Regions from separate parts of the Homo sapiens genome. Here regions 2, 3, 4 and 5 are each linked to region 1. A link is a contact called in ENCODE Hi-C or POLR2A ChIA-PET data. All regions are on one chromosome and are shown on one strand. Each heading gives the region's core, a stretch centred on a gene start or an enhancer-like site at or near the end of the contact. The rest is flanking DNA. Distances are from core to core; before and after follow the strand shown.

Evidence for each region. A loop is a pair of places that touch in the nucleus more often than their neighbours do. ChIA-PET counts read pairs that join two places held with the same protein, here RNA polymerase II (POLR2A). Pooled maps may share reads with other maps.
Region 2: a loop to region 1 is called in a map of natural killer cell, with 6 times the contacts of the local background. The contact joins the promoter of CCL3L3 here to the promoter of SLFN5 in region 1. A Hi-C loop is called at or near these places in 1 of 168 maps with a recorded cell type or tissue (natural killer cell), 5 of 37 single-sample maps with no recorded cell type and 7 of 50 pooled maps. POLR2A ChIA-PET finds 5 or more read pairs at or near these places in 1 of 52 experiments (activated T-cell).
Region 3: a loop to region 1 is called in a map with no recorded cell type, with 10 times the contacts of the local background. The contact joins the enhancer-like site here to the promoter of SLFN5 in region 1. A Hi-C loop is called at or near these places in 2 of 37 single-sample maps with no recorded cell type and 8 of 50 pooled maps. POLR2A ChIA-PET finds 5 or more read pairs at or near these places in 1 of 52 experiments (activated CD4-positive, alpha-beta T cell).
Region 4: a loop to region 1 is called in a map of natural killer cell, with 3 times the contacts of the local background. The contact joins the promoter of CCL3 here to the promoter of SLFN5 in region 1. A Hi-C loop is called at or near these places in 1 of 168 maps with a recorded cell type or tissue (natural killer cell), 1 of 37 single-sample maps with no recorded cell type and 6 of 50 pooled maps.
Region 5: a map with no recorded cell type shows a loop between it and region 1 (9-fold over the local background). The contact joins the promoter of CCL5 here to the promoter of SLFN5 in region 1. A Hi-C loop is called at or near these places in 1 of 168 maps with a recorded cell type or tissue (natural killer cell), 5 of 37 single-sample maps with no recorded cell type and 7 of 50 pooled maps. POLR2A ChIA-PET finds 5 or more read pairs at or near these places in 2 of 52 experiments (H1 and activated CD8-positive, alpha-beta memory T cell).

Annotation. Positions count from the first base shown.
Region 1 is chr17:35,241,622-35,244,321 of GRCh38, reverse strand. It overlaps SLFN5 (schlafen family member 5), which reads right to left and starts at 1,250. Exons shown (of 5, transcript NM_144975.4): 1 at 1,179-1,250. It overlaps LOC105371932, which reads left to right and starts at 171. Exons shown (of 4, transcript XM_047437262.1): 1 at 171-211; 2 at 1,103-1,400; 3 at 1,497-1,696; 4 at 2,352-2,700. The coding sequence starts at 171. RefSeq lists enhancers at 207-835, 809-918, 1,439-1,498.
Region 2 is chr17:36,195,311-36,198,010 of GRCh38, reverse strand. It overlaps CCL3L3 (C-C motif chemokine ligand 3 like 3), which reads left to right and starts at 1,253. Exons shown (of 3, transcript NM_001001437.4): 1 at 1,253-1,413; 2 at 2,099-2,213; 3 at 2,635-2,700. The coding sequence starts at 1,338. It overlaps LOC128966706 (a long non-coding RNA gene), which reads right to left. Exons shown (of 2, transcript XR_008485584.1): 2 at 1,544-1,881.
Region 3 is chr17:34,377,411-34,380,110 of GRCh38, reverse strand. No RefSeq gene overlaps it. Among named protein-coding and RNA genes, the nearest start is that of CCL1, 16 kb to the right of the region's middle. Within about 2 kb of position 1,315, at least 3 of the 41 ENCODE cell types and tissues checked have a DNase peak (open chromatin) inside an H3K27ac peak, as active enhancers do.
Region 4 is chr17:36,088,800-36,091,499 of GRCh38, reverse strand. CCL3 (C-C motif chemokine ligand 3) reads left to right here and starts at 1,357. Exons shown (of 3, transcript NM_002983.3): 1 at 1,357-1,514; 2 at 2,203-2,317. The coding sequence starts at 1,442. It overlaps CCL3-AS1 (CCL3 antisense RNA 1), which reads right to left. Exons shown (of 3, transcript NR_186417.1): 3 at 1,638-1,954.
Region 5 is chr17:35,879,019-35,881,718 of GRCh38, reverse strand. CCL5 (C-C motif chemokine ligand 5) reads left to right here and starts at 1,359. Exons shown (of 3, transcript NM_002985.3): 1 at 1,359-1,489. The coding sequence starts at 1,414. All of the region lies in intron 1 of LOC105371745 (a long non-coding RNA gene), which reads right to left.

The sequences.
Region 1 (2,700 bases), core at 1-2,500:
GACAAAGGATCCCCTTCTGGTGCAACCGAGCCCCTCAAGATTTCAGCACCCCAACATTTTTAGTGATGAAACCATGAAAATTCCGATGAGGCCCTTGCTTATTTGCATATGTTAACTACCCACTTTTTGCCCAATATTCCTTTTTCTAGCAATATAATTATAAACTGCTGATGCACCGTTTCTTTGTCAAGCAGGAGGATATAGCTTCAGAGTCAAGAAAAAAATTTTGCAGAAGGAATGAATGCCTTTAAGGGCATTGTGACCAGCTGCTGACGCCCAGAAGTCTGGTGGTTCAAGATGTAATCTGAGACGAAGAAAGACTTTTCCCCGAGGTTCCCTGAAATTCCCCCTCCCTTACTTCCTGGTCTCATAAAAACTCCCCACTACTTCTTTTTGTTAGGGTGGATTTGAGAGATCTTGACCTCTTGCCTTCTCGCTTTGGCCAAATGGAATAAATCTTCCTCTGTCTCCAAGCATCTGTGTGTCAGTGTTTGGCATCAACAGCACATCAGGTTCCTGAGCCTGAATTTGGGCTTCGACAACTCGGGCTCCCGGGACACATGCAAGAGGGAAACGGAATCACACCGCAGTCTCAGCCACTGCGGATATGACCAACTAGGGCTCTAGTTAGTCACTGTATGGGGGATACAGGGCTTTGTGGGCTACCCTAGTAGCCTGCCCCTGTTGTTACAGTTTGAAGACTGACGTTCCAAGCCAGGGGCTTATAGGCAAGCCTCTGGAACAAAGCCTCTTGTAATAGACTGGACATTGGCCCTATTTGTCCCCAGGCCACAACCCATTTAACTTCATCCTCGGGAGCCCCGATTTCGTCGTTTTCCCTTAAGTCCTTCGTGCTCCTGAACCGTGGGGAAATGTTGCCAGGTTTGGTTTGCTAAGATGTAGGCTGCGCTGGGTCGGCGCCTCTCCCTCCTCCCCAGCTCGCCCCGCGTTCCGAACCTCCCAGCTCCCGGGTCCTCTGCCACTAGCTGTCGTTGGAGGTGCTCCTGAGTCAACAAACTAAATCTCCCCAGCGGGAAAGACTCTCTCCCGGCAGCGCCCAGACCTGGGGAGCTGCAGTCGCCGCACCTTGTCTTCACCACAGCCCAATAGGAGAACCCGCGCAGACCGGGGGGAGGTTTGGGGAAGGCCTGGGCAAAGAAGCGCGGGGGATTCATTACCCGCTGGGTTCTCCTCGGCAGCGCGTCTCCCTCCGGGAGCAGGCAACGGAGCCTCCCAAGTCCAGAGCAGAGAACCTGACCCGGCGGGATCCCGGGCTTATATCAGCTGAGTTCCGTGACACCTCCCGGGGCGGGACATCGCGCAGGAGACAGACAGAGGTACAGCCCAATCGCATCGTTACGTGGAGCCGGAAGCCCACTCTTGCAACTACAACAGTCTTGGTAAACCTTGGGTGGACTGGGGAGAACTGAGGAGGGGAAGCGCTTTTTTGTTGCTTCTCTGTGTTTTCTATTTTATTTTATTTATTTTATTTTTAGATTTTCAGTTCTTATTTCACCCAGGGAAGGAGACCTGGGTATCCACCCCATGTCCTCCAGAGAACTTCCCTGGCCCCGCTCGGAGTCTTCCTGGGACGCCACAGGCTCGGAGAGCGCTCCGCAGGTTTCTCCCCCGGCGCCTCCAAATCTTTCGATTCCTACTCGAATTACTCCGTCAGCTGCTGGAAGAGGGGCAAGGGGTATGGCGAGACGCGTTGGTACATGGGGCACTGGGGGGAAGGGAAAGCCTCCCTCCTTCTCCTAGTAATTCGAGAATGTTGCGTCCGCCTCCTTTCTTTTGCTGGCGCTAGGGGCTCGGACCAGCACCTGCCAGGCATAGGTGTGGCCACTGGGGCGAAACCTGGCAGGCTCTGGAAACAGCGTTTTACTGACAGGAAAGAGAAACTGTTCTTTGTATTCATCACCCACCGCAGACTTCCTCACGCCCGGGTCTTAGGCGGGGCTGTCAGATTTCAGTGTGTTTCTCTTAATTCTAGTACTAAATTTGTACTGGGCGCTGGCGAAGGGCCTGGCTCCGCCACGCGCGGCCCTCTCGAACTGCCCGTGGGTACGGCGCGCGCTGCTGCCCTGTGTGGCCTGTGCGGGGAACCCGAGGGCCGAAGTGGGCCCCGCCGCAGCACAGGGGGACAAGAGAACCAGGAGCGGGCTGCCTGGGGGCAGATTCGAACCCGTGCTCCCAGCGGATAGAAGTAGCACTTGGGGACTCCTAAAATATTCAGCCCAATCCTGATTCCAGCTGCCCTCTCTAGGCACCTTTCCTCTACCCTTCTTCCAGTTTACAATTCTGGTGAGTAGATGTTTCTCTATCTCTTCTCTTCCAACTCCTGCGCCCAGAGCCAGGAGGACTTCTGGAGCCCGCCCAGCAAGACCCTCTCTCTCCCATCTTCTGCTCAAGGGCTCGAGGTCTCAGTGGACAGAGCTGAAGAAAAGCCGTCTATGGAGCCTGCGCCAGGCGCAGACTGGGTCGTCGCAGTCTGGGTCGTCGCAGTCTGGGCCGGGGCGCTGGAAGTCTTACTCACTTCTCAAGAACCCGCAAGGGATCAGGCCTGACCCTTTGCAAGTGACAGAATCCAAAGCTTTGAGCTCATGGGAAAGTGGCTGGAAAGAAGGTCACTGTAGGGCCGCACAGGTCTCTGGCGAGGCTACCCAAGAACATTTAAATCCCTGCCCAGAGAAGAAGAGG
Region 2 (2,700 bases), core at 4-2,503, 950 kb before region 1:
TTTTAATTTTTTCCATGCCTAGAGTTGGCATGGCATATATATATCTTTATACAATTCTTCAAATTTTATAGAATTTGTATAATGTTTTATCTTGCTTTTTTTTTAACCACTGATGTTATAAGCATATTTATGCCACTTCATTCACGTTAGAGACTTAATAATAAAGGATCTTGTGGATAATTTATCATTCCCTGATAGAGAAAAATTTAGCTTTGCTTATTTTAGAGTTATAAATGATGCTGGGTCAGGTATCTTTATGTTTGAAGATGGCTCCATATTTGGGTTGTTTCCACAGAACTCTTTCCCAGAAATGCTTTTTCTAGGTTAATGGCTACACATATTTCTAGGCACCTGACATACTGACACCCACCTCTAAAGTATTTTTATGATCCACAACTAGCGTTTAACACAGCGCCCCAGTCACTCCGAGACTAATAAATAGACAAATGACTGAAACGTGACCTCATGCTTTCTATTCCTCCAGCTTTCATTGAGTTCCTTTCCTCTGGGAGGACTGGGGGTTGTCTAGCCCTCCACAGCATCAGCCCATTGACCCTATCCTTGTGGTTATAGCAGCTGAGGAAGCAGAATTACAGCTCTGTGGGAAGGAATGGGGCTGGAGAGTTCATGCATAGACCAATTCTTTTTTTTTTTTTTTTTTGAGATGGAGTTTCACTTTTGTTGCCCAGGCTGGAGTGCAATGGCATGATCTCAGCTCACCACAGCCCCCACCTCCTGGGTTCAAGCGATTCTCCTGCCCTCAGCCTCCCGAGTAGCTGGGATTACAGGCATGTGCCACCACGCCTGACTACTTTTGTATTTTTAGTAGAGATGGAGTTTCTCTTTCTTGGTCAGGTTGGTCTCAAACTCCTGACCTCAGGTGATCTGCAGCCTCGGCCTCCCAAAGTGTTGGGATTACAGGTGTGAGCGACCATGCCTGGCTGCATAGACCAGTTCTTATGAGAAGGGATCAACTAAGAATAGCCTTGGGTTGACACACACCCCTCTTCACACTCACAGGAGAAACCCCATGAAGCTAGAACCAGTCATGAGTTGAGAGCTGAGAGTTAGAGAGTAGCTCAGAGATGCTATTCTTGGATATCCTGAGCCCCTGTGGTCACCAGGGACCCTGAGTTGTGCAACACTCAGCATGACAGCATCACTACACTTAAAAATTTCCCTCCTCACCCCCAGATTCCATTTCCCCATCCGCCAGGGCTGCCTATAAAGAGGAGAGATGGCTTCAGACATCAGAAGGACGCAGGCAGCAAAGAGTAGTCAGTCCCTTCTTGGCTCTGCTGACACTCGAGCCCACATTCCATCACCTGCTCCCAATCATGCAGGTCTCCACTGCTGCCCTTGCCGTCCTCCTCTGCACCATGGCTCTCTGCAACCAGGTCCTCTCTGCACCACGTGAGTCCATGTTGTTGTTGTGGGTATCACCACTCTCTGGCCATGGTTAGACCACATCAGTCTTTTTTTGTGGCCTGAGAGCCCCGAAGAGAAAAGAAGGAAGTTCTTAAAGCGCTGCCAAACACCTTGGTCTTTTTCTTCACAACTTTTATTTTTATCTCTAGAAGGGGTCTTAGCCCTCCTAGTCTCCAGGTATGAGAATCTAGGCAGGGGCAGGGGAGTTACAGTCCCTTGTACAGATAGAAAAACAGGGTTCAAAACGAATCAGTTTGCAAGAGGCAGAATCCAGGGCTGCTTACTTCCCAGTGGGGTCTGTTCTTCACTCTCCAGCTCACCCTAGGTCTCCCAGGAGCCCTGTCCCTTGGATGTCTTATGAGAGATGTCCAGGGCTTCTCTTGGGCTGGGGTATGACTTCTTGAACCGACAAAATTCCATGAAGAGAGCTAAGAGAACAGTCCATTCAGGTATCTGGATCACATAGAGAAACAGAGAACCCACTATGAAGAGTCAAGGGGAAAGAGGAATATAGACAGAAACAAAGAGACATTTCTCTGCAAAACCCCCCAAATGCCTTGCAGTCACTTGGTCTGAGCAAGCCTGCCCTCCTCAACCACTCAGGGATCAGAAGCTGCCTGGCCTTTTCTTCTGAGCTGTGACTCGGGCTTATTCTCTCCTTTCTCCGCAGTTGCTGCTGACACGCCGACCGCCTGCTGCTTCAGCTACACCTCCCGACAGATTCCACAGAATTTCATAGCTGACTACTTTGAGACGAGCAGCCAGTGCTCCAAGCCCAGTGTCATGTAAGTGCCAGTCTTCCTGCTCACCTCTAGGGAGGTAGGGAGTGTCAGGGTGGGGGCAGAAACAGGCCAGAAGGCCATCCTGGAAAGGCCCAGCCTTCAGGAGCCTATCGGGGATACAGGACGCAGGGCACTGAGGTGTGACCTGACTTGGGGCTGGAGTGAGGTGGGTGTTACAGAGTCAGGAAGGGCTGCCCCAGGCCAGAGGAAAGGGACAGGAAGAAGGAGGCAGCAGGACACTCTGAGGGCCCCCTTGCCTGGAGTCACTGAGAGAAGCTCTCTAGACGGAGATAGGCAGGGGGCCCCTGAGAGAGGAGCAGGCCTTGAGCTGCCCAGGACAGAGAGCAGGATGTCAGGGCCATGGTGGGCCCAGGATTCCCCGGCTGGATTCCCCAGTGCTTAACTCTTCCTCCCTTCTCCACAGCTTCCTAACCAAGAGAGGCCGGCAGGTCTGTGCTGACCCCAGTGAGGAGTGGGTCCAGAAATACGT
Region 3 (2,700 bases), core at 66-2,565, 860 kb after region 1:
ACTGACAACATGCATAACTTGCCTGCAGAACATGAGGCAAGTACAGTCATTCTTTCATTCACAGGAATTTTGTGGTTTTCTGACATGTGTCTCCACTGTAGATATTACTACTACTCTGCAGTTGGAAACTTATCTTTTTCTAACTAATTAACTAAGTAAGGCCTGGAGAAAAATGAATTTACATGTTTCATTAATTACATAAGGGTCCATTTTACAGCCTTAATAGCCAGGCGGAGTAAGTGGACCAAATTATGGAGAATGGGTACATTTTGTAAAAATACTTAAAAGTACCATTGCGGAGAGAGTGACAGTTTCAAAAAGCTTGTTTTTAATGTTGACAAAAATCATGATCAGAATTTGCTTCCATTTACTATAATTCAGGGGTCAAAAACTGAAAAGCTGAAATACCTTCAGAGTCCCAGGAGGAGCTGACTATGACTAGAAAACGCATGGCATCTAAAGGGGACAGGCAGGGTGTTAATTTGCTCCAGGTGATAGGCAGCAAGCAGGAGTTACATTGTGTCATCTACTTTTCTAATTGATCAAGGAAGGCCGGAGATTTTATGAGATTTGATGTTTGAATTTTGAAGATTAAACGCTTTCAATAAAATATGTGCTCCAACAATATATGGTGGGCTGAGGCTTAGACTACTGGTTTGCATCTTCTAATGTAATTGAATTACTTTCGCCCCTTCCTAACTTATTTGAAGTTTGGTTTTAAGCAAATGCATTTGTGGTTTTGATGAACATCATATGGCCAATAACTTTTTAAAAGCATCTGTGAAACAATTCTAACTGGTTTGAATTTGGAAAAAAAAATCAAAAAAGGTGGCTTAATTTCACAGGTTTCTTTAAAGGGCATCTGCCAAGTAGAAGACTGGCAAGAAAAAATTGGTTCCTAAGGAAGAAGTACAGGTAGTAGGTTGCGTAGTTTGAGGACAGGGATTTTATCCACAAGGAGGTAATTATATGACCTGCTGCTACCTTTCTTAGGGCCTTCTGATTATATAGTAACCTGTTTCCTTGCTACTTTGCTTTGGTTCAAGCAGTTTCTTCTGCAGGTTTTCTCATAAATGAAAACACTGCAAGAATACCAAAGACAGCAATGTTTGTGTTAGTGATTTAAAACATCTGCATGGGGCCAACATCGATTACTGAAAGTCAACTAATGAGAATTAGAGACTTCTGAAGTATACCTGTTTGCTTACGGGTCTCACTTTGAGGTGGCTGGAAGGTTTCGAAAGAATAGTTTTTCTTGTTTTTTTTTTTTTCTGTTTCGTTTTTGCTCAAGTTCCTCTTTCTGAGATCTGGAGACTGTCCGCGGTTCCCTGCTCACTGTTGTCCCTGGAGTCTGCCTGAAAGAAAGCATTTTTTAAAACTGTTGAAATATTTTGCAGTTTTCTACACTGTATTTGTAAATATTTATCTTTTGCTAAGTTTCTGTTTCTTTATCTTCTGGACTTAAAATTTGCGGCAGTTCTTAGGGTAGCATTGCATGTTGTAGAAATTGATAATTGCATTGAGTTACTCATTATAGTATGTAACTCTGGGGTGGAGTTTGTTTAATGTGTACAGGGACTAGAAGGTCAATAAAAATGAAAATGGTTGTCTGGATAGTGGAGCTACTACAATTTGTTAAACCTATACATCTTTTCAATAAAAATATTAACATACTTTTTAAGGAGACAACTTAAAAACAAGTTACAAATGGGAGATTATGTTGCAATACACATACCAAAAGGATTAATATAAGAACATATCAAGAGCTCCTTCAAATCTGCAGGAGGCTCTATTCTCATTTAAAAGGGTTTAGAATGTATTTCTTCACACCGTTGACTTTGAGGTTGGCCATGTACCTCCCTTGAGCCAATAGACTGTTAGCAGATATGGGCCAGGCACGGTGGCTCAGGCCTGTAATCCCAGCACTTTGGGAGGCCGAGGCGGGCGGATCATGAGGTCAGGAGATCGAGACCATCCTGGCTAACACGGTGAAAACCTGTCTCTACTAAAAATACAAAAAATTAGCCGGGTGTTGTGGCGGGTGCCTGTAGTCCCAGTTACTCAGGAGGCTGAGGCAGGAGAATGGTGTGAACCCGGGAGGTGGAGCTTGCAGTGAGCTGAGATCGCGCCACTGCACTCCAGCCTGGGTGACACAGTGAGACTGTCTCAGAAAAAAAAAAAAGAATGTTAGCAGATATGACATGCCAGATCCCAGCAGAAGCTTTGAAAGCATTGCAAGTTTCTGATAATCCTCTTTCTCTTGGACCCTCTGCCAGTAGAATGTCCTGTCCTGAGCAAGAGCTGTTCCTTTAGCTGGACCCTGGAATTGGGAAGACTTGTGACAAAGACTGACATGACCCACAGCTTAATGAAGGGCTGCAGTTGGCCCGCAGACTTAAGAGCAAAAAAGAGAAATGTTTCTTGTTATCAGCCACAGATATTTTGGGGTTGCTTGTTGCTGCAGCAAAAGCTGGCCGATACAGAAATTAATACCTAGAAGAGAGAAATTGCTCTAACCAAAGGATAAGATGTACAGATTTGGCTTTGCAGCTGGGTGGCAGACAGCAGAGAAATTATTATAGGGGCTAGAGAAATGGCAACCTATGGAATGCTGTAGTGAAACATTTGGTAAAACTGTCACATATGATAACTCGGAGGGCAGAAAATAAACCTACTGAATTTATAGCTTTGGGAGAAGAG
Region 4 (2,700 bases), core at 108-2,607, 850 kb before region 1:
TTTGGCATGATTTATGTAAGTATAGTATAGGATCCTTAAAATGGTTCAAAGAAATGGGAAATCAAGACTTCATTTTGGCCAAAACCATTGAACAGAAACTTCAGCATATTTATCAATAATTTCTTTCAGATTAAACAACTGACAACAACCTATTTTTCAACCAGTGATGTTGGAAATGTTTTTTTAAAAATTAGTTTATAAATTTGTGGGCTGACCAAGAAGGTAATAAAGTCTAACTAAGTAAAATGAGAAAAATTCAGAAAAAGAAAAAAATAAGAAAATAAATCACCCAGGGACCTATCACACAAATATAAGAACTATTCATTCTTTAAGGCATGTATTTCCAAGCCTTTGTATTTTTTTCCATGCTTAGGGTTGGCAAGGAATATATATATATTTGTACAAATATATATGTGTATATGTACAAATACATGTATATATAGTACAAATATATATATATATTTGTACAATTCTTCAGACTTTGTAGAATTTGTATAATGTCGTATCTTGCTTTTTTTAACCACTGATGTTATAAGCATATTTATGCCACTTCATTCATTTTAGAGACTTAATAATAAATGATCTAGTGGATAATTTATCATTCCCTGATGGAGAAAAATTTAGCTTTGTTTATTTTAGAGTTATAAACGATGCTGGGTCAGGTATCTTTATGTTTGAAGATGGCTCCATATTTGGGTTGTTTCCACAGAACTCTTTCCTAGAAATGCTTTTTCTAGGTTAATGGCTACAGATATTTCTAGGCACCTGACATATTGACACCCACCTCTAAAGTATTTTTATGATCCACAACTAGCGTTTAACACAGCGCCCTAGTCACTACATGACTAATAAATAGACAAATGACTGAAACATGACCTCATGCTTTCTATTCCTCCAGCTTTCATTCAGTTCTTTGCCTCTGGGAGGAGGAAGGGTTGTGCAGCCCTCCACAGCATCAGCCCATCAACCCTATCCCTGTGGTTATAGCAGCTGAGGAAGCAGAATTGCAGCTCTGTGGGAAGGAATGGGGCTGGAGAGTTCATGCACAGACCAGTTCTTATGAGAAGGGACTGACTAAGAATAGCCTTGGGTTGACATATACCCCTCTTCACACTCACAGGAGAAACCATTTCCCTATGAAACTATAACAAGTCATGAGTTGAGAGCTGAGAGTTAGAGAATAGCTCAAAGATGCTATTCTTGGATATCCTGAGCCCCTGTGGTCACCAGGGACCCTGAGTTGTGCAACTTAGCATGACAGCATCACTACGCTTAAAAATTTCCCTCCTCACCCCCAGATTCCATTTCCCCATCCGCCAGGGCTGCCTATAAAGAGGAGAGCTGGTTTCAGACTTCAGAAGGACACGGGCAGCAGACAGTGGTCAGTCCTTTCTTGGCTCTGCTGACACTCGAGCCCACATTCCGTCACCTGCTCAGAATCATGCAGGTCTCCACTGCTGCCCTTGCTGTCCTCCTCTGCACCATGGCTCTCTGCAACCAGTTCTCTGCATCACGTGAGTCTGAGTTTCGTTGTGGGTATCACCACTCTCTGGCCATGGTTAGACCACATCAATCTTTTCTTGTGGCCTAAAAGCCCCCAAGAGAAAAGAGAACTTCTTAAAGGGCTGCCAAACATCTTGGTCTTTCTCTTTAAGACTTTTATTTTTATCTCTAGAAGGGGTCTTAGCCCCCTAGTCTCCAGGTATGAGAATCTAGGCAGGGGCAGGGGAGTTACAGTCCCTTTTACAGATAGAAAAACAGGGTTCGAAACGAATCAGTTAGCAAGAGGCAGAATCCAGGGCTGCTTACTTCCCAGTGGGGTATGTTGTTCACTCTCCAGCTCACTCTAGGTCTCCCAGGAGCTCTGTCCCTTGGATGTCTTATGAGAGATGTCCAAGGCTTCTCTTGGGTTGGGGTATGACTTCTTGAACCAGACAAAATTCCCTGAAGAGAACTGAGATAAGAGAACAGTCCGTTCAGGTATCTGGATCACACAGAGAAACAGAGAACCCACTATGAAGAGTCAAGGAGAAAGAAGGATACAGACAGAAACAAAGAGACATTTCTCAGCAAAAATGCCCAAATGCCTTCCAGTCACTTGGTCTGAGCAAGCCTGCCTTCCTCAACTGCTCGGGGATCAGAAGCTGCCTGGCCTTTTCTTCTGAGCTGTGACTCGGGCTCATTCTCTTCCTTTCTCCACAGTTGCTGCTGACACGCCGACCGCCTGCTGCTTCAGCTACACCTCCCGGCAGATTCCACAGAATTTCATAGCTGACTACTTTGAGACGAGCAGCCAGTGCTCCAAGCCCGGTGTCATGTAAGTGCCAGTCTTCCTGCTCACCTCTATGGAGGTAGGGAGGGTCAGGGTTGGGGCAGAGACAGGCCAGAAGGCTATCCTGGAAAGGCCCAGCCTTCAGGAGCCTATCGGGGATACAGGACGCAGGGCTCCGAGGTGTGACCTGACTTGGAGCTGGAGTGAGGCATGTGTTACAGAGTCAGGAAGGGCTGCCCCAGCCCAGAGGAAAGGGACAGGAAGAAGGAGGCAGCGGGACACTCTGAGGGCCACCCCTACTGAGTCACTGAGAGAAGCTCTCTAGACAGAGATAGGCAGGGGGCCCCTGAAAGAGGAGCAAGCCCTGAGCTGCCCAGGACAGAGAGCAGAATGGTGGGGCCATGGTGGGCCCAGGATTCCCCTGCTGG
Region 5 (2,700 bases), core at 110-2,609, 640 kb before region 1:
GCAAGACTGTCTCAATAATAATAATAATAATAATAATATTATTATTATTATTCAGATGCCAATTTCAGCCTAGCCCGGACCAAATTGTTGCTAATTCTGAACTACTAAAATAGGAATTGATGAAGACTTACTGTATCCAGTTCTTTGGAATGCAGTAAGGACCCTAGCTCTAATCCAGAAGTTCCACATGGGTTCAGTTTTGAGGATACTCCTAACCACGAACCCTTTAATGTTGGGCAGTACTTAATGGACAGAGCACTGAAGTGGGAGTGAGGGCAACTGGGTTCTGATCCCAACTCTGTCATTCATTTGCTGTGTGTTCTTAGCAAGTCACTCCTGCTCACTGGGCCTTGGTTTCCTCTTGTGCAACTGAAGAACATGGAAAAAATGATCCCTAAAGTCCTTTGAAGCTTTCATATTCTGTAACTTTTGTGCCCAAGAAGGCCTTACAGTGAGATGGGATCCCAGTATTTATTGAGTTTCCTCATTCATAAAATGGGGATAATAATAGTAAATGAGTTGACACGCGCTAGGACAGTGGAATAGTGGCTGGCACAGATAAGCCCTCGGTAAATGGTAGCCAATAATGATAGAGTATGCTGTAAGATATCTTTCTCTCCCTCTGCTTCTCAACAAGTCTCTAATCAATTATTCCACTTTATAAACAAGGAAATAGAACTCAAAGACATTAAGCACTTTTCCCAAAGGTCGCTTAGCAAGTAAATGGGAGAGACCCTATGACCAGGATGAAAGCAAGAAATTCCCACAAGAGGACTCATTCCAACTCATATCTTGTGAAAAGGTTCCCAATGCCCAGCTCAGATCAACTGCCTCAATTTACAGTGTGAGTGTGCTCACCTCCTTTGGGGACTGTATATCCAGAGGACCCTCCTCAATAAAACACTTTATAAATAACATCCTTCCATGGATGAGGGAAAGGAGGTAAGATCTGTAATGAATAAGCAGGAACTTTGAAGACTCAGTGACTCAGTGAGTAATAAAGACTCAGTGACTTCTGATCCTGTCCTAACTGCCACTCCTTGTTGTCCCCAAGAAAGCGGCTTCCTGCTCTCTGAGGAGGACCCCTTCCCTGGAAGGTAAAACTAAGGATGTCAGCAGAGAAATTTTTCCACCATTGGTGCTTGGTCAAAGAGGAAACTGATGAGCTCACTCTAGATGAGAGAGCAGTGAGGGAGAGACAGAGACTCGAATTTCCGGAGGCTATTTCAGTTTTCTTTTCCGTTTTGTGCAATTTCACTTATGATACCGGCCAATGCTTGGTTGCTATTTTGGAAACTCCCCTTAGGGGATGCCCCTCAACTGGCCCTATAAAGGGCCAGCCTGAGCTGCAGAGGATTCCTGCAGAGGATCAAGACAGCACGTGGACCTCGCACAGCCTCTCCCACAGGTACCATGAAGGTCTCCGCGGCAGCCCTCGCTGTCATCCTCATTGCTACTGCCCTCTGCGCTCCTGCATCTGCCTCCCCATGTAAGTCCTGGTCTTGACCACCACAGCCCCTGGAGTCAGACTCTGCCTAGAATGCCTACCCCATCCCAATGACTGTCCCACACCTTGCCCTCTTTTCAACTGTAGCATGAATACTGTCTGAACCCCATTATTTACATTCTTATGAATTGTCTTACCCATATGTCCTGTTGTCCTTGAGAGATCTCTATGCTGCTTCATGGCAGGGATCTCCTGATCAGTTTTTCTGTCTTTAAGGTCTACACCCTCAAGGCCTACAGGTGTTCACTGAGTGTGGACTCATGTTGGGGAGATTAGTAGTCATGAGTAGCTCACACTGACTTTGAAACACGTCTGACTCATGCCTGTCAGCAGCAGGGTTTCTAAGAAATTTAACTAAACTAAAACTTCCTGAGACCCTGAGACAGCCATATTCTCTCTCATTTCATAAATGTAAAAAAAATTGGCTTATGAGAGGGTATGTGGCTTTATTAGAGTGAATACATTTAAAAAACAAATAAAAACAAGGAGAGGATAATAAAAGCTAATTAAATGGTTACTATGGATCAGGCATTGTGCTGATTTTGGCACATCTTTTTTTTTTTTTTTTTTTTTTTTGAGATGGAGTCTTCGCTCTGTCGCCCAGGCTGGAGTGCAGCGGCACGATCTCGGCTTACTGCAAGCTCCGTCTCCCGGGTTCATGCCATTCTCCTGCCTCAGCCTCCGGAGTAGCGGGGACTACAGGCACCCGCCACCACACCCTGCTAATGTTTTGTATTTTTTAGTAGAGACGGGGTTTCACCATGTTAGCCAGGATGGTCTCGATCTCTTGACCTCGTGATCCGCCCGCCTCGGCCTCCCAAAGTGCTGGGATTACAGGCGTGAGCCACCGTGCCCAGCCGATTTTTGTACATCTTATTTAATACCCACAACCCTTCTTTGAGTAGCTGTCCTTGATGTACAGATGGGAAAACAGAGAGGTTAAGTAACTTGTCCATGGAGGCACACAGCTAGGAAATGGGGAGACTGGTATTCAAACCTGGTTCCATCTTGCTGGGAAAATAAAAACTACTCCTCTGCTGGGAAGTGGCAACTGATGCTTCCCAACGTCATCTTGAATTAACTGACCAACAAGAAGTTCTCTGTTGAGAGCCCTTCTCACTGAAGCTCAACCAGAGCTCCCAAGATACAATATGCATCTCCAGGCCCTTCTTAGGATCCTGGCTGAGTCATGG